Linked DNA regions of Mus musculus: region 2 is linked to region 1. Evidence: chromatin loops called from intact Hi-C (ENCODE). Cell type or tissue: heart. All regions are shown on one strand.

Region 1 (8,000 bases):
GGGCCAGGAAGTGGGAGTGGGTGGGTTGGGGAGCGATGGGGGGAAATGACAAGATTTTCCATATGACTGTCTTTTCTTAGGGTGTGGGCCAGTGAGGGTTGCCAAGAGGATAGAGATAAACAAAGGCAGCACCATTTTACACTGTCCTGTGTCATTTATCAGTGGCCACAAACCCTGCCACATCTCCTTCCAAGTCAGAGGCCTTTTCTGTGCTACTGAGTTAGGATAGATCGGGTGACCGTGGCTGCCTCACAGAGGCAAAATTCAGGGCTGGGGAAAGGTGAAGAGGAGAGAGCCAGCAGAAAGTCCAGGCTGTGGCTGCTTTCTCTCAAGTCTGCTGCGCCTACGTCAGGGCTCTCATTAAGCATCCACTTGACGCCAGGGAGGTGAAATAACGCAGACCTGGCACCAGAAAGAACAAATGTGGCACCCGCTGCTCCTTTTAAGGCCTGGCTGGAGAAGCAGCAGGCCCCAGGGCAGGAGGTGCCGCAAACACACCAGCACCTTTGAGGCAGAGGGAGGAAGCTCTCACGCCAACCTCCATCTTAACAAGCTCTCCAGGGTGAACTGTCAAAAATAATGGACAGTGCAGGCTTTTTCCTTTTCCTTACAAACTCTGGAGACATAGTGTTCCCTCTCCTCTGCACAGGGCAGCTGGCTCCACTGAAGCAAGAGGGCCGAAAGCCACAGTGATAACCAGCTAGCAACACAGAAAGATTCCCGGAACTACAGAAACCAGAGGGAAAGGCGGGGCCAGCGGCTGTCCAACTTCAGTGTGCATCAGAATCACCAGGAAAGCTGGCTTTTGGGTTTTGTTTTGTTTGAAACAGGGTTCCTCTGCGTAGCTCTGGCCGTGCTGTAACCAGGCTGACTACAAACTTAAGAGATCTGCCTGCTTCTGTCTGGATTAAAGGGGCACAGCTGGAAAGTTGATTTTTAACAGAAGGCCTGCCTCCACTTGCTGAGCCAGCTGCCCAGCTGGTCTGGGATGTGGCCCAGTGTCGCAGCTCTCCCAATTCTCCAGGTAGTGCTGATGCTGCTGGTCTGGGAGTCAGCGTCCTGTTTACTGGCTTTCCCGCCACACTTCTCCCCATACATCATTTCCCCCAAATGGTTACATATTTCCTTGAGAATATATTATCTCATATTTATTCCCAAGGCCTTAAAGCCTTATCACATCGATCTATTACCTCCGCTCACTCTCATGACATGCCACGCAGTCAGCAGGACAGGAGGCCGAGCTTTTACCAATGCCACCGATGAGTTGTCAGGTTTCTTACCTTACGCGCAGGGTCCCTTCTAAGAACATTCTGTCTCCACACCTAGGTCCTAATGCATGGGACGACTACGGCTCAGTGATGGGCTCCTGTAACTTTTTAAAACATATACTTTATTTTGTATGTGTATGTCTGCACACTGTTTATGACTGGTGCCTGTGGAGGCCACAAGAGAGGGGGACTCCTTGGTAGTTAGCCACCATGTGGGTGCTGGGTATTGAACCTGGGTCTTCTGGGAGAGCAGCAAGTGCTCTGAGCCATCTCTACAGCCCTGCTTCTGTAACATGGCACTGCCCAGGAGGCCCCTAAGGGGACAGGTGGACTCTTGGACACAAGAAAGAAAAGCTCATTACCAGCTAGGAGCTCTTAGGGAGAGAAGAGATAGTTAAAAGGAAACCATTTTTGATTAACACAATTGGGTTGGGTTTTTTTTATTGTTGTTTTTTTGTTTTTTGTTTTTGACAAGTTTGTTTTGAGAGTTTTGAAGTCCATTTGGCTCAATAAATACCAAATTAATGGTAACGGTTTGTAGAAAATATTCCTGAGGATATTAAACGGGATCTTGCTGCTAGTATAACTGATGGCTAAAATTAGGAAAATGCGGCTGTTTAGGCAATCACACATGGCAGCCACGGGCACAAAGTGTGTGGTGATTTCCTGGTCTCCTTCTTGTAGCTTAGCCAAGGCTTCAGAACTGTCTAGGACCACAAGAACTGGTTTAGAACAGTAAAGGAGCTTATGACTGACCAGGTGTCTCACGAGTGCGAGGGAGCACTGAGCGCTGGGTTTGTTGTGACTGTGGACATCTTAATAGAGTCAGGGTGTGTGGCAAAGACAGGCTTTGTTTGTTTATTTTTTGATGAGCTATTGGAAGGAACAAAAAAATCGTAACACGGGCTCTTCGCGGCAGAAAACCACAGGCTATGTTTGTGAGGGAAACAGATGTGACCAAAAGACTGTCAACAGTGCAGCTATTTTTGTAGCTCCACATTAGTGCTGGGGCAGACAGGACAATGAATGGGTCGAAAGCCTATGCTGCTCCCACATGGATGCCAGCCATAGACTTCTGGTTCCCAGATAAAACCTGAGGGCCAAACCCAGGCCTGTCAACACGTAAGGAAGAAACCGTTCAGCTGGGTCAGTTTGGCTATCGTTTCAGCTAGCTTATGGGCTGTGTTCCACACAGGTTCTCTGAGTGGGCTGTGACAGGGACACCGTGATGGCAGGTCAGTTACTTCCAGCACGCTGCCCACCCAGGTGAGCAGCGGACTCTGAGGGCCCAGTGCTTTGTGCCAGGCACTGAGTTGGCGCTGGTCATGAGAAATGAGCAAAGCCACGGCACTTCTTTCCTCCCCAGAGGGAGGCCAATTAAACAGTACAGCTGTGGCCCTTTGGTTACTGAATTGCAATTCCAGAAATACCTCCATTTTCTGCAGACAGGAAAGTGAGGGCAGTCATTACCCTTTTAAATAGCTGCAGTGGCCCTAAAGCCACCAACCTTTCAGCCTCCTTAGAGCAGCATGTAGGAACAAGTCCATGTTCTGCCTTCAGCATTTCAAACCAGGATATAAATACTTGACTACAGAACACACCAGTGTAGAATTCCCCAGTGAAAACTGAAAAACAAGGTAGACGCAAGAGCTCCCCGCCCCGTGGTACCATACTATGTAGAACTATACAGCTGTCAGTGGGGAAATACAGCTTTAGAGGAGCACTTCTTGTACCTGATCATCCATGGGGGAGAGGAAGACACAAGCTTAACCAAAGGGCTCCCCGGCCCTATACCTTCAAAACTTCATTCTTTTTTTCCCTTTGAGTTCCGGTTGCTAGAGAATGAATAGTGCTAACTCAGTATAAGCAAACACCTAGGGTCGTCCCAGTGCAGAGCGGTGAGAGGGAGAGATAAACAATCCCCTTTGTACAGACCTTCCAGGCTTAAAAACATGGACAGTTCTGCTCCTTCCCTCCCGACATTTGCAAAGAAAGCTGTTCCGACGCCTGTTCCCGTCCCATCGGGCCCTGTTCTAATCAGCAGGCAGGCTCTCTGTGTACCTACTGCTGTCTTTGGCCAGTGGGGTAAGCTGTGTGCAGCTGTACAAGCCACATGTCCCCATCTGCAGAAAGGAGGGGCTGTATCCAAAAGCCAACAAACTCACTCTCCTGCACTGCTGTACCAAGCTCTCTTACAGAAAGCCTTTGTGTAGGCTGAAGAGGGAAATAAAGGAAGGCGGGACTTTTTCCTTGCCTCCCTGCAGACTACAAGGTGAGGTAAAAGCACAGTGGCTACCCCCTAACTGCTCTGCAGAAGTGCAGGCCACAGGGGGCTCCACCAACACTGGCTTCTCGTTCGGGATTTGTACTGGGCTCCATTGTCTGCTAATGAGCTGAGCTCAATTTCGTACCATGTATTTTACAGCATAACGAATCCCTTATATTTATGCTTTTCACCCACAGATCTTGTTTTGTTTGCTTTAAGGGTAGAAAAAGCCCTTACCTTTGAAGCAACCTACACCTCTCAGCAGCTTGGCTCCAGGGGTGCTAGGCTCTGATCAGGCAGTGCAGCCCAATGGCTTGTCTGTTCCAGTGTCAGTACTTCCTGAGTTAGCAAAAGGCCAACAGTTTAAGGTGAGAGGGTGATGCCAGCAGACAGCTGTGTCTTCACCTCAGACAGCTAAATGTTTGTGACTAAAACTCAATATTCGCACTTACTAGTCCTTAAGGTATCCGCTTGAGGGTCTGTAGAGTAGAACTTTTATTGGCAAAAGCTGACATCATTTTCCGACCAGGGGCCTCCCTGACTAAGACGGATCCTGCCACCCCTCTCTAATCTCTTCAGTGGCAGGCACTGAGAACAGCAAGGCGATTGCCTTTTCTTCCTGAACCTATTCATCACAGCGTCCTTGCACCTGAGACCACCTCTGCTCCTACTTCCCCAAGTCAGTAAGAGAAATGACCAACTTACACAGGCTTAGGCAGAGTTCTTAGAATGTATTTCTGTTCACCTGAAAAATAAAACTTTTAAAAAATATACAGGACTTTTAAAGTACAGGTATATCTTGAATGGCTGAATTATAAATAATGTCTCTGGTCATGTTCACAGCTAGGGCTGGAGAAAATGTCCCGATTCCAGTGAAGGCTTATAGAGTCAGGAGGCCAGCTGGACCACGAGTGGTCTTGCTGAACTCTTTGATCCAAAGTGGATTTAAACAGTCCATAAAGCAGGGTCAGGAGGGGAAGAGGAGTGGACTCCCAGACACTCTCCCACGAGTCCAGAGGGTTCTTGGAATAAGAGATCAATTTACAAATTATTAAAATATAGGACTAAAAATTCACACCATAAATATAAATGACAGGCTATCATTGAAGATACAAAGTGGCATTTTATGTTTCTTCCCCCCAGTCTCTCATCAAAAATTTAAAAAGTCCCCATGGGCCTCCTAATGACTTAAGTCCTCATCAGCTGTGAAGAACTCTCCAAGCCCAGACACCTTGGGTGTTAGCAGCCTGCTGGGAGGCTGCCAGCTTAGTTGCTATTTTCTTGCCCAGGTCAGGACATGGCTTAAATCAAGACTATTGTCCTGTAAACCTGAATCAGAGCTGACTACAAGGTAGGCCAGAAAAGTGGATAGACAGTTTCAGGACTAAGGTATACAAGTTTCCTATTTTGTTTCTCTTTTAAATTGCTTATTTCCCAAAAAGGAAACACTAAGGGGTTTGATCGCTGTCACTACCCACACTCAACTGCCTAACAGCAAGTGGCAGGGGGAAATGGAATCCAAACTGAAGAATAATTCCTGCTGCCCCGAGAGTGTGTGTGCGCGTGTGTGAGACCACCTCTAGAAAATCGTTGGCTGCATTTAAGTGGAAGCTTATAAGGAATGAGAAAGATGAGCTGCCAGTTCAATCTTCCAAGAGCTGGTCTCTTCACTGGCTAGCCAGGCACACTCCTGAACTTGAATTCTACCTTCTGCTCTTTCTCACCCTATAAAGCAACTCAGAACCACATCAAAGCTCTGGTTTTGCAACTGATTTGGTTCTAACGGCAAGCTGCTGTGTTAGGCTCAAAAACTAGGAAATGCAAACACGAGTAAGACAAGATCTAGAAGGGCAAGAAATGAAATAAGACAAGATCTGGAACCGGTAAGATAGTTGAGGAGCCGGAAAAGGAATGAGAGAAAACACTTGCCAATCACTGTACTTAAAAAGGCTTGCTCTTCCTAAAGGAATTCTGTGAGGGAAGGGACTGATCTAAACACAGCAGCTCTACTCTTTCTTGCCATCGCCCCTGGCATGGATCCAGAGACTCAGGCTACAACAGGAAGCCACTTTGGTGGGAGCACTAGGATGAGAACCGGAGGGGGTCAGCACATTCCCCACCCTCCCTAAACAGTCTCTATTGCTAAGGTTTTTCCACGGCCATGGTAGGGGTCTAAGAATGATTATACTCTTGTGCAAGAACGTCAGGAACTTATCTTTCTGAAACAGGAAGGGAACAGGTGAAAGAGTGGGTGATGGAAAAGAAAAAAAAAAAAAAGCTTGTGTTTGTGCCCTTCTGGCTAAGTGCAGTTTGAAGGCCAGCAAATAGCCCTTGCTGGACCCCACCATTCAGTAGCTACCCAGGCTGTGGGGAGATACATAGAGTTCTATGTGATTATAGCGTCTAGTGCATATGTCAACAACTATATACAGGGATCTATAAATTAAACGCATGTCTGGCCACTGCAACTAGGTTGACGTACCTGAGCTCCGCTACTTTTGGTGCTCTCTTCTTTGGGAGAGCCTCGGCTTATTTAAAAAAAAAAAAAAAAAAGAGCCCCTACACAACTCCCTACCTTCCCCTGAGTCTTGGGGAGGGGGCGCCCGAGTCACCCCCTGCGTTTAGGAAACACCAGAGCTAGCAGCGCTGAAGGGCTGGGTGCTAGGCTCTCTCCACCCTCCCCCCCAGTTCCCCTTATGGCTCAGGGCCCTGGCGCAGCACGGTGCTGGGAAGATCAAACCCCGAGTCCCCGGCGAATCGTGGTCCCTTGGCTGAAGATCCGGTTGTGCATTACCGGCTCCCGGGGCAAACTGGCGATCGCTGAGGTGTGTGGGGGCGTACGCTCGCGTAGGGGTCACTCCGGCGGGCTCCGGAGCCGGTCCTGCTGCAAAGTCCTGCTTGGGGGCTTAGGGGACGATGATTCCCGACCGTCCCCAACGCGGAGAGATTCAACGACTCCGGGGCTCTTCGGCCGCTTCCTCTTCGTCCTCGTCCAGCCCCCGCGGCCGTTCGAGCGGCCCAGCCAGGGGGCTGTCTGCAGCGGGCTCCGGGGGCGCCGGCCTCGCCGCCTGCAGCGGGGGTGCGTCGCGTGGCGCCTCGCGGCGGGACGACCCGGTGGTGTTGGGCCCCGCCGCCACCCCCGAAGTCCCAGACGGGCCGGTGGTGTTGGAGCCGCTGGGGGGCGGGCCGACGGCTCCCCCCGAGGTCCCGGCACCCACCGGCTGCCAGATGAGACTGTAGTAGACGGCCAGTACGATGGCGGCCAGCGACACGGAGAGCACGTAGGCGAACACCGTGGCTAGCCGGACCCACTTCTTGTTGGTCTTGGCCGCCATCTTCGCCTTCTTGTCCCCGGTGTAGGTGGCCGGCTTGCCCCGCTCGGCCGGGGCCGCGTCGCGCTCCTTCATGGGGGGGCCCCGGCCTTTGCCCCGGTGCTCCACGGCCCCGGCTGGAGGGGGCCTGGCGGCCTGCGAGGACTGGGCAGGGGGCGTCTCGGCGCCCTGGCTTCCCGGCGGCCCCGCGCTCCGCCGCTGCTCCTCACGCCGCCCGCCCGCAGCCCGCCACCGCGTCGCTGCCGCCGCCGGGGCCTGGGCCCGTCACCGCCGCCAGCGCCGCCGCCGCCGCCGGCCCGCCAGCTGCTTCCCGGCCGCCGCCACAGCCACAGCCGCCCGACTCCGCGTCCCCATCCGCTGCCGCTGCCGCCGCCTGCCCGGCCGCCGGCCGCCTGGTCTCCAGTGGCCGCGCGGACCGCGCGCTCCGGCTCTAGCCCGGCTCCCCCGCGGGGCGCGCCGGTGCAGGGGGCGGGGCCGCGCGCTGCCGGGGGGCTGCCCCTTAAAAGGGCGATGTAGGGGCCCGGAAGTGCCGCGCTGGGAGGCGGCTGCGGCGGGGAATCGTGGGCCCCGTGGGGGACGCCCAGTTAAGAGAGAGTTAAGGGAGGCTGGGCCTTAAAGGGGCGACAGGAGCTTCTTTAAAGGGGGAAAGGCACTTTGCGGGAGGGAGTGCGGAACCGGGAGGTGGCAGGGAGGGGCAGGCTCCGTAGAAAGCTGTCAACTCAGGCGTCTCCTCACATGGCCCAGGCTAGGAGATGGTAGGTGGGAGAACTAACCAGGCCCACCTACACCGGGTCTCCGAAGTGGAGCTAACACTAAGCTTGTGCTCTCGGGTAGCTCTAGAATAGTGAGGGGATAGTGTCCCAGATCCCTTCACCCCAAAGAGCCTGGTTCGGGTCTGGGAACCTGGCGCCCGCACACCGCAGTCAGTCTCGCTTCCTTTTTTCTGTTGGTCTGGACTCCGAGACCACTCGAATCTTGCCTGATTGGGTCCTCTTAGGACCCTTGAGTCAGACTACTGTGAGCCACAGGGACAAGAGCCAAAGGTTGAGTTTGTTTCTTAGGCTGACCTGCCAGCATAATCTCAAATCCCACAACAGGTCTCAGGTCCTACTTTCTGGTCTTCTGACTTTCAGG
Region 2 (8,000 bases), 110 kb before region 1:
AATAATAGAGTTCAAAAAAATAATCTGTTAAAAAAAGAATGCTATAAAAGCTAGTTATAGTAGCACACAGGCAGGTGGATTCTGAGTCCAGCCAGATCTACATAGTGAGATACTGTCTCAGAGGTAGAGAGAGACAGACAGAGACAGAAGCAGAGAGAGACAAGAGAGAGCACATTATTGGAGGGAAATACTCAAAGCCCATGGAAAAGTGCGTATGCAGCCTAACACCATGTACAACGAATGTATACAAATGGTGTGTGTTTCAGGGAGGGTATATCATAAAACTAGATCTAGGGGTTCACTATGTAATCCCAGCATTCAAGAAGCTGGGCAGGAAGATTGCTGAAACTTCAAGGACAGCCTGGCCACCCAGCAACATCCAGTCTCAAAACAAAGAACTGTATAAATACCTACTATAAATGAAGGCAATCTTCTTTAAAGTATTCAGGCTTAAAAGCATTGAAAAGACATTGATTTAGAAGGGAAAGTAAGAGGGTGGACGAAGGGTTCAGTGGGTAGGAGCATGTGCTAGCTAGTTTTATAGTGATTTGATACAAGCTAGGGCCATGGGAGAGGAAGCATCAATTGAGAATACGCCTCCATAAGAGCCAGCTGTAACTTGGATTTTTCTTTTTTAAAGATTTATTTATTATATATGAGTACACTGTAGCTGTCTTTAGACACACCAGAAGAGGGCATCAGATCTCATTACAGATGGTTGTGAGCCACCATGTGGTTGCTGGGATTTGAACTCAGGACCTCTGGAAGAGCAGTCAGTGCTCTTAACCTCTGAGCCATCTCTCCAGCTCCGGATTTTTCTTAATAAGTGACTTAATTAGGGCACTTTCTTTTTAAATATTTATTTATTTATTTTATGTATATGAGTACACTGTAGCTGTCTTCAGACACACCAGAAGAGGGCATCAGTTCCCATTATAGATGGTTGTGAGCCACCATGTGGCTGCTGGGAATTGAACTCATGACCTCTGAAAGAGCAACCAGTGCTCTTAGCAGCTGAGCTGTCTCTACAGCCTCTAGGGCACTTTCTTAATTAGTGATGGATGGGGGAGGGTATAGCCCATTGGTGGTTGTGGGCGGTATCCATGGCCTGGTGGTTCTGGCTTTTGTGAGAAAACAGGCTGAACAAGCCATGAGGAGCAAGCCAGTAAGCAGTAGTACCCTTCCATGGCCTCTGCATCAGCTCCTGCCTACAGGTTCCTGCGCTGTTTCAATTCCTGTCCTGACTTCTTACAGTGATGGACTAAGATGCGGAGCTGCAAGTCAAACAAATTCTTCCCTCCTCCCGTTGCTTTTGGTCATGGTGTTTTGTCAGTGCAATTATAATTCTAGCTAGGACAGAAATTGGTACCAGGATAGTGTGTGTGATAGACCTGAGCATGTTGTTTTGGGGAGGATTGTGGAAGGACTCTGGAACTTTGAACTAGAAGTCATTACGTTTTCAAAGCTTAGTGAGCTATTCTGTGGGACATAAAATTGTTGAGAGAAATGCAGAGGATGGAGGCCTGGCTTGTGAAGTTCTGGAAGGAAGTTTGAGAGTCACTCGAAGACTCTACTGGGGTCATTTCATATTTGGAGTTAAGAATTTATGGTCCTGATTAGCTAGTGCTGAAAAGTCAGTTCTGATTAACAAAAGACCAGAACCACTAAAGTGAAACCTTTGCTTTGACAGCAAAACTGGAGCTTTGAAATTGATGCTGGAGCTGAGAAATGAGTGTTGTTTGGGAAGAGACCAGCATCCCTGAGGTGAAATCTTCTGGGAGGTGTTTCCTCAGTTAGCACTCAGAAGCTGTGCTACAGAGATAGCTAAGGCTGCACTGTGCTGACAGCGGAACTTGATCAAGCATAAGTCTTCCAGGTGCTGCTGGTTTTAAAGGTACGAATGGGTCATAGAGAGTAGCTGAGACTTGACATTGTCAGAAGCCAAGAGAGGCAGGCTCTTGGTAAAGGGTCATGGATTACATTTAATGCCCCAGGATTAAAGGGGCCATGCAGAAAAGCAGAAGTTTGGCACCATGAGGAGATCCCAGAAGAGGCTACTAATAGAAGTCCAGCTCAGCTGCAGCAGAGACCCAGCATTTTGGAGATAACCAGTACCACGGGAGGGCCACCAAGAACAGCAGCAGCAGGAGGTGGTGCTTACCAGAGCTTAGAAGACAAGCTGTGTGGGCTGTAGAGGGCAGAGCTGGAGAAGTGACTCAAGCCCCTTAGAGGAGCCCAGAAGGTCATGATTAACCCTAGATATTGGACATTGAGTTATTTACTCTGATGGAGTGTGGGTTTGATTTGATTGTAACTGTACCCTGGTTCTTCACTTTTCTTTCTTTCTTAGAATTCCAGAAGGTGCCTAGGGGCTCCACTCCCTTCCTCCACTAAGGTTATTCATAGCAATACTTGCCCTTGGTATAGCATCTGACTCAGACACACTGTGTGTGAAACCATCACTCCTCAGCAATCTCTTAGGCAATCTACAGCAGTTGCTTCATATACATACATATCTAGATATCTAGATAGATATCTAGATAGATATCTAGATATCTAGATAGATAGATAGATAGATAGATAGATAGATAGATAGATAGATAGATAGATAGATAGGCAGGACCCAAGGCATCCCTGGAAATTATTCATTGGCTTCGATTAGGGAAGAGAGTTAAACCTAGCAATAAGAGTAGGTTAACCAAGCTCTTTGTTTGTTTGTTTTTTCCAGACAGGGTTTCTCTGTGTATCCCTGGCTGTCCTGGAACTCACTCTGTAGACCAGGCTGGCCTCGAACTCAGAAATCCACCTGCCTCTGTCTCCCGAGTGCTGGTATTAAAGGTGTGCGCCACCACTGCCCAGCAACCAAGCTCTTTTTTTTTTTTTCAGCTTTGTGCATTATGCCTTGAAGAGGGGAAGAAAACAAACTTAAGATGGCATTTCAGAATTCTTTAAAGTCTTCCATTGAAAAAGCAAATTGCCCTGGTAGCTATGGGTCATGCGTAACTTCAACCATAAGTTGAGAACCATTGCTTACAAGCCAGGTATGGTGGCCCATGCCTTTAATCCCATCACTCTTGAGGCAAAAGCAAGAGTTCACTAGTAGAGTTCAAGTACTAGTTTAATGCCTTCCAGGCCACCCAAAGCTATACATACTGAGACCCCAAGGAAGGGGAGAATGGGAGAGCGAGAGGGAGAAGGAGAGCGAGAGTGAGCGAGAGAGAGAGAGAGAGAGAGAGAGAGAGAGAGAGAGAGAGAGAGAGAGAGAACAGGTTGGGGTGTAAGTGTTTTCAGATTCATGAGAGCCACTAGAAGTAGGGCCAACCAATCTGCCCACCCAAACACCACCAGTCTTCCAGGTTTGGTCCTTACTCTTTTATCTCCTCCTAGCTGGAGTTCAAAGCCAGGAATCCCCCTGTCTTGCTGTCTCCCTCAAATATTAGTAGGGAGAGGGCGCGCAGTTCCTCTCCCTAGCTTCTACGAAACGCTTCCAAGGCCTGGCAGGCACAAGTCACTTGGGTAAGACCTGGGACATGTCCTGGGGCCGGCCTTCCTACCTGCTTCTGCTCCTCGTTTAGCCCGTTGATATCATCGTCCACAGGCAATATCGAGTGGGCCCGCCGCGGGACAGCGAGGGGCGACGGTGATGGCCGCAGTCTCCAACTGGAAACTCGCCGTCCCAGCAGCCGGATTGCAGTCGCCATCTCTGCGGTGCACCAGGAGCTTGGACTGGTTTAGCTTACGCTCCACCAATCCTAGTTTCAACACTTTGTCCAATCAGGGAGGGGGTGGGGCTTCAGTAGCCAATCGTTCTCGGAAGCCAGCCGAAGGCCTTGCTGCCCTTGCAACCATGCAAGCCAATCAGCCGAGAGGCGGCAGCCAGCCCTGGCTCCTGTGCTGGCTACCTCCCGTACTTGTTTCCTAAGTGTCTTTCTTGCATACAAGAAAGTATAGTAGTATCTCGTGTTAAGATTTTAATCTTGAACGGCACAAGACTATCTTTGTGGGAAAGCAAGTACTCCAACGCAGATGCCTAATGTGGAGGGATAAACTGTCCAAACAGATCTGGAGGTGTGAAGGTCTGTTAAAGAATCTTTTGTTCTAGAGTCCCCACTGACTGAAAACAGCAAAATTTGCTTTGTTATGTAATAGGTTTTGGTTCCTCCTTAAGCGAAAGAGGTTGCCCAGGATTCTCTGCCCTCGGATTCTGTAAGAACGTTTTCTTATTGGGGTGACAGGGCAGGAAGAGAAGAATGGTGTTTGGGGTTCCCTGAAAAAAATCACTTGAGTGAAGATTCTGCAAACTAATTAGAACTTTGTGATTGTGGGTGTTGGGCTGTTGCAGATTCACAGCCAAAATTATATTTGAGTATCTTTAGTTCCTTTAAGTAGCCGTTTATCTCCAACCCACCTAACTGACCCAGTATTCTTGACCATCAGGTAGGAAATTTTATTTTAAATTAGTTCACTAATCAGAGACAGGATCTCTATGTAGCCCTGGCTGTCCTGGAACTTTTTGACTTTGAACTCAAAAGAGATCTGCCTGCCTCTCTCTTACGAGTGCTTCCACTACAAGTGGATAACACCCACCTGGAATTTATTCATTTAGCAGACTACTAACTTGTACAAACCAAGAACATCTTGTATGTCATCTAAGTATGTCATCAGATAATATCAGAGATTTCCCTGGAGTAACTCACCGACCAGTGTTGGCACAAGGTCTTTGGTAAGTACAGTCTTTGGTTTTGTGGCTAAGAACATATCCTGTAGCTATTCCACACTGGAGTACGTCATTAAGGGCAACCCGAATTTTGCTCATGTCATGGTTATTCGTATTGGCTTAAAATAAACTTAGTGCCTTTGAGGGGAGATCTGTCTTTTGTGTCCAGAAGAAGAAAGACTGACAGGAGCCAGGCTCTTATCTCTTAATCCCCTTTCCACTTCTGTCCAGGAAGGGGGCTTTGAACACATTGCTTGGATCCTTGCTGTGTCTTTTATCACCTGAAAATGAGAACAGTGTTCCCCACTACAATGTCATCATGAGGCATATTCACTGGGCAGGGGGTACAGTGCGATGTAAGGCATCCACTTGAGTACCCAAGGCTTTGGTTCAACCCCAGCAATCAAAATTATAATAAAAATGATTGCATACTTAATTATATGGCATAGCACTCAGAGCCACATGCTCATTTTTAGTTGTCCCTACCACATCTGACTTTTCCTACCTGGTCTCACATTCTAATTTAGCCCCTCCCACAACTGGAAAGAGCTGCATTCTGAGCCCTCCCTAAAGATAGGTCAAAAACCAATCACAGAGCAGCTTCTACACCTATAATCTCAGCCTTTGGAAAACCGAGGCAGGAGGATTGGAGTTCAAAGCCAGCCTGGGCTACAAGAGACCAGTAAAAGCATAAAAATGAAAACACACAAAATCACATTCCTCTTATTTCTACTCTGGTTGAAGTGACTTCTTTAGATATTTTGAGATTGTCCTAGATCTCTTGAGAGACAAGAGAATGGGTGTAATGAAGGGTTTTACAGCTAAGGCTGCTCTGTCTCTCCTCAGCCTCCCCTCTACAGAATGAGGGAACCTTGAGTCTTCGTTACTGACCTCCGTGTGGGATGTGAAGCGTTGCTTTATAGGAAATATGGGCCAGAAGCTCAAAGAGCAATGAAAATACTTGTAATAGAGGAGGCTCTACCACCTCACCCCTATTTTAACAGCTTCTACACCAGTCTGTTGAGAATTTTATTTAAAAATATTGACAATACATTCGAATGCTAAAACAAACAAACAAAAAAACCCGAAAACCTTTAGCATCCCATCTTTTCCTGTTCCTTTTCTCTCTGGAAGTAACATTCGTATTCCTTTCTTTGGGTTATTATTATGGTTTCTGTGAGTGCAGCTCCTGTAGACTGTGTGACACTGTGCACAAGGAAGTTAGAGGGAAGCACTATGGAGTGGACTCTTTCCTGCTGATGAGAACAGAGGTTTTTTTTTTTTTTTTTTTTTTTTTTTTTTTTTTTTTGGTTTTTTCGAGACAGGGTTTCTCTGTGTAGCCCTGGCTGTCCTGGACCTCACTCTGTAGACCAGGCTGGCCTCGAACTCAGAAATCCGCCTGCCTCTGCCTCCCGAGTGCTGGGATTAAAGGCGTGCGCCACCACGCCCGGCACCTTAGGGGCCCCAAACAGCTTCCCAGACATCCTTGGGTCTCCTGCCGGGAATGAGAGAAGGGAGAGCTGGGTTCTTGTCTCCTCTTGACTGAGCACCCTGCCTGGAAGCTGCAGGTGAGGGTAGGGACTAAAGCCTCATGCTCCCTCTGGTGAGCCGCTTTGGGACTGGACCGTCTTACTTTCACAGCATAAATAGCTATTTGCCAATTTCAGCTCATCTCCCAAATGTTTTTAGGGTTCTGTCTTTAGAAGGACATAACCCAGAGCTTTCTGGCCAAGAGGATAAGATTCTGATGTGTTCACATTTTAATTTCAAGGATCAGAGGGTAGAGGGAGGAGAGAAAGCAAGTTAATTAGCAGTCACAGGTAAAACTAAACTACTCACGTTGAAACTTTGAAAGCTACCAGAGCTGATTGATTGGTGGGGCCTCTGCAACCTGCTAACCTATAAACCAGAGCGAATGTAGAAACAAGAGCTCAGCCTGTGAGGCTGAGGAGACAGATGGCTCAGCAATCAGTGCTGGCTGACCTCCCTACAGGACCTGAGTGCCACTCCTAGGACCGAAATGGCAGCTCACAGCTGCCTGTGACTCCTATTCCAGGGGCTCCTAGGCCTCTGGCCTCTGGCATTTTACATCTCTGCACTCATGTGCACATACCAGGCATAGGCACACACACACACATGCCCACAATTATAAATAATAAAAGTTTTTTAAAAAAGAAAGAAAGAAAGAAGGAAAGAAAAGAAAGAAAGAAGGAAAGAGAGAGAGAAAGAAAGAAGAGTTCTGCTTGTGGACTGTACTCTTCCCTGGATCTGCATTTTCCTTCTCTACCCTCTATCCTGTAGCTGAAGTGGGTTACTTTGCTTTTTTTATATAAGGCTTAGAAAAGCATGCTCTTGCCGGGAGTGGTGGCGCACGCCTTTAATCCTAGCACTCGGGAGGCAGAGGCAGGCGGATTTCTGAGTTGGAGGCCAGCCTGGTCTACAGAGTGAGTTCCAGGACAGCCAGGGCTATACAGAGAAACCCTGTTTCGAAAAACCAAAAAAGAAAAGAAAAGAAAAGAAAAGAAAAGAGAAGAGAAGAGAAGAGAAGAGAAGAGAAGAGAAAAGAAAAGAAAAGAAAAGAAAAGAAAAGAAAAGAAAAGAAAAGAAAAGAAAAGAAAAGCATGCTCTTAGTGCTTAGACATTGTCAAGTATTGCCCAGCTTTGCTGCTGCTGCTGGCTGGAGAACCCTCGGAGACAGAGGTCAGACAGAGACCTCATCCTAGAGTTTCAGGGCTCTCTTTTGTTTTTAACTCCTAGGAGGAACGGAGATTTTCAAAAGAGACACTTGTACCCTTGCTTTTGGTTGCCAGATTATTGAAAGAAAGGACGTGGAGAAATTGGAATCCCCCACCCCCACACACACACCCGAGGAATCTCATGCTTGGAGAAGGGAAAACTGGGCCCTGGTGACAGAAAGTGGGGAAGCCTGTCTTCCACAGGGAGATCTCTCATGGGTCTAAAAAAACGGTCTGACGGCATTGCCAGAGAAACTGGATCTGACAGTGCTGATGGGCGTGAATCCATGACCACACCTTGGCCAGGACTAGTGTGAGGGGTAACTCTTGCCTCTACTTAAACCTAAGCCTCACGCCAGGACCCCCAAAAGGACCCTCAGGGAGGGTGTTATGATTTCTCTTCTGTTGCTGTGATAAAAATCCTTAACAAAAGCACCTTGGGGTGGGGGAGATGCCTCGATGGTTAGCGGTGCTTGCTGCAGAAAGCATCTCAGGGGACACAGGGATTACTTTAGTCCACACGGTTAGTCAATCATCAAGGAAATCAG

What was found. Hi-C counts contacts between places; a loop is a spot of excess contacts. Peaks named below come from ENCODE experiments on the same cell type or tissue, not always from the same donor. Only the 100,000 strongest peaks of a DNase experiment are listed, where the experiment ranks them.
Region 2: a loop joins it to region 1, with 2.0 times the contacts of the local background. A loop is called at or near these places in 3 of 42 quality-filtered maps.

Annotation. Positions count from the first base shown.
Region 1 is chr2:118,745,056-118,753,055 of GRCm38, reverse strand. Inafm2 (InaF motif containing 2) reads right to left here and starts at 7,298. Exons shown (of 1, transcript NM_001301269.1): 1 at 4,246-7,298. The coding sequence starts at 6,941. The coding sequence ends at 6,483. In heart, a CTCF peak has its summit at 3,588; DNase peaks (open chromatin) are centred at 515, 2,405, 3,345, 7,385 and 4 weaker places; H3K4me3 peaks cover 3,620 bases; H3K27ac peaks cover 4,782 bases.
Region 2 is chr2:118,857,722-118,865,721 of GRCm38, reverse strand. It overlaps Ivd (isovaleryl coenzyme A dehydrogenase), which reads right to left and starts at 3,728. Exons shown (of 12, transcript NM_019826.4): 1 at 3,555-3,728. The coding sequence starts at 3,701. It overlaps Gm39913 (a long non-coding RNA gene), which reads left to right and starts at 3,868. Exons shown (of 2, transcript XR_866660.2): 1 at 3,868-4,723. In heart, no CTCF peak of the experiment used is centred here; a DNase peak (open chromatin) is centred at 3,791; H3K4me3 peaks cover 1,376 bases; H3K27ac peaks cover 1,450 bases.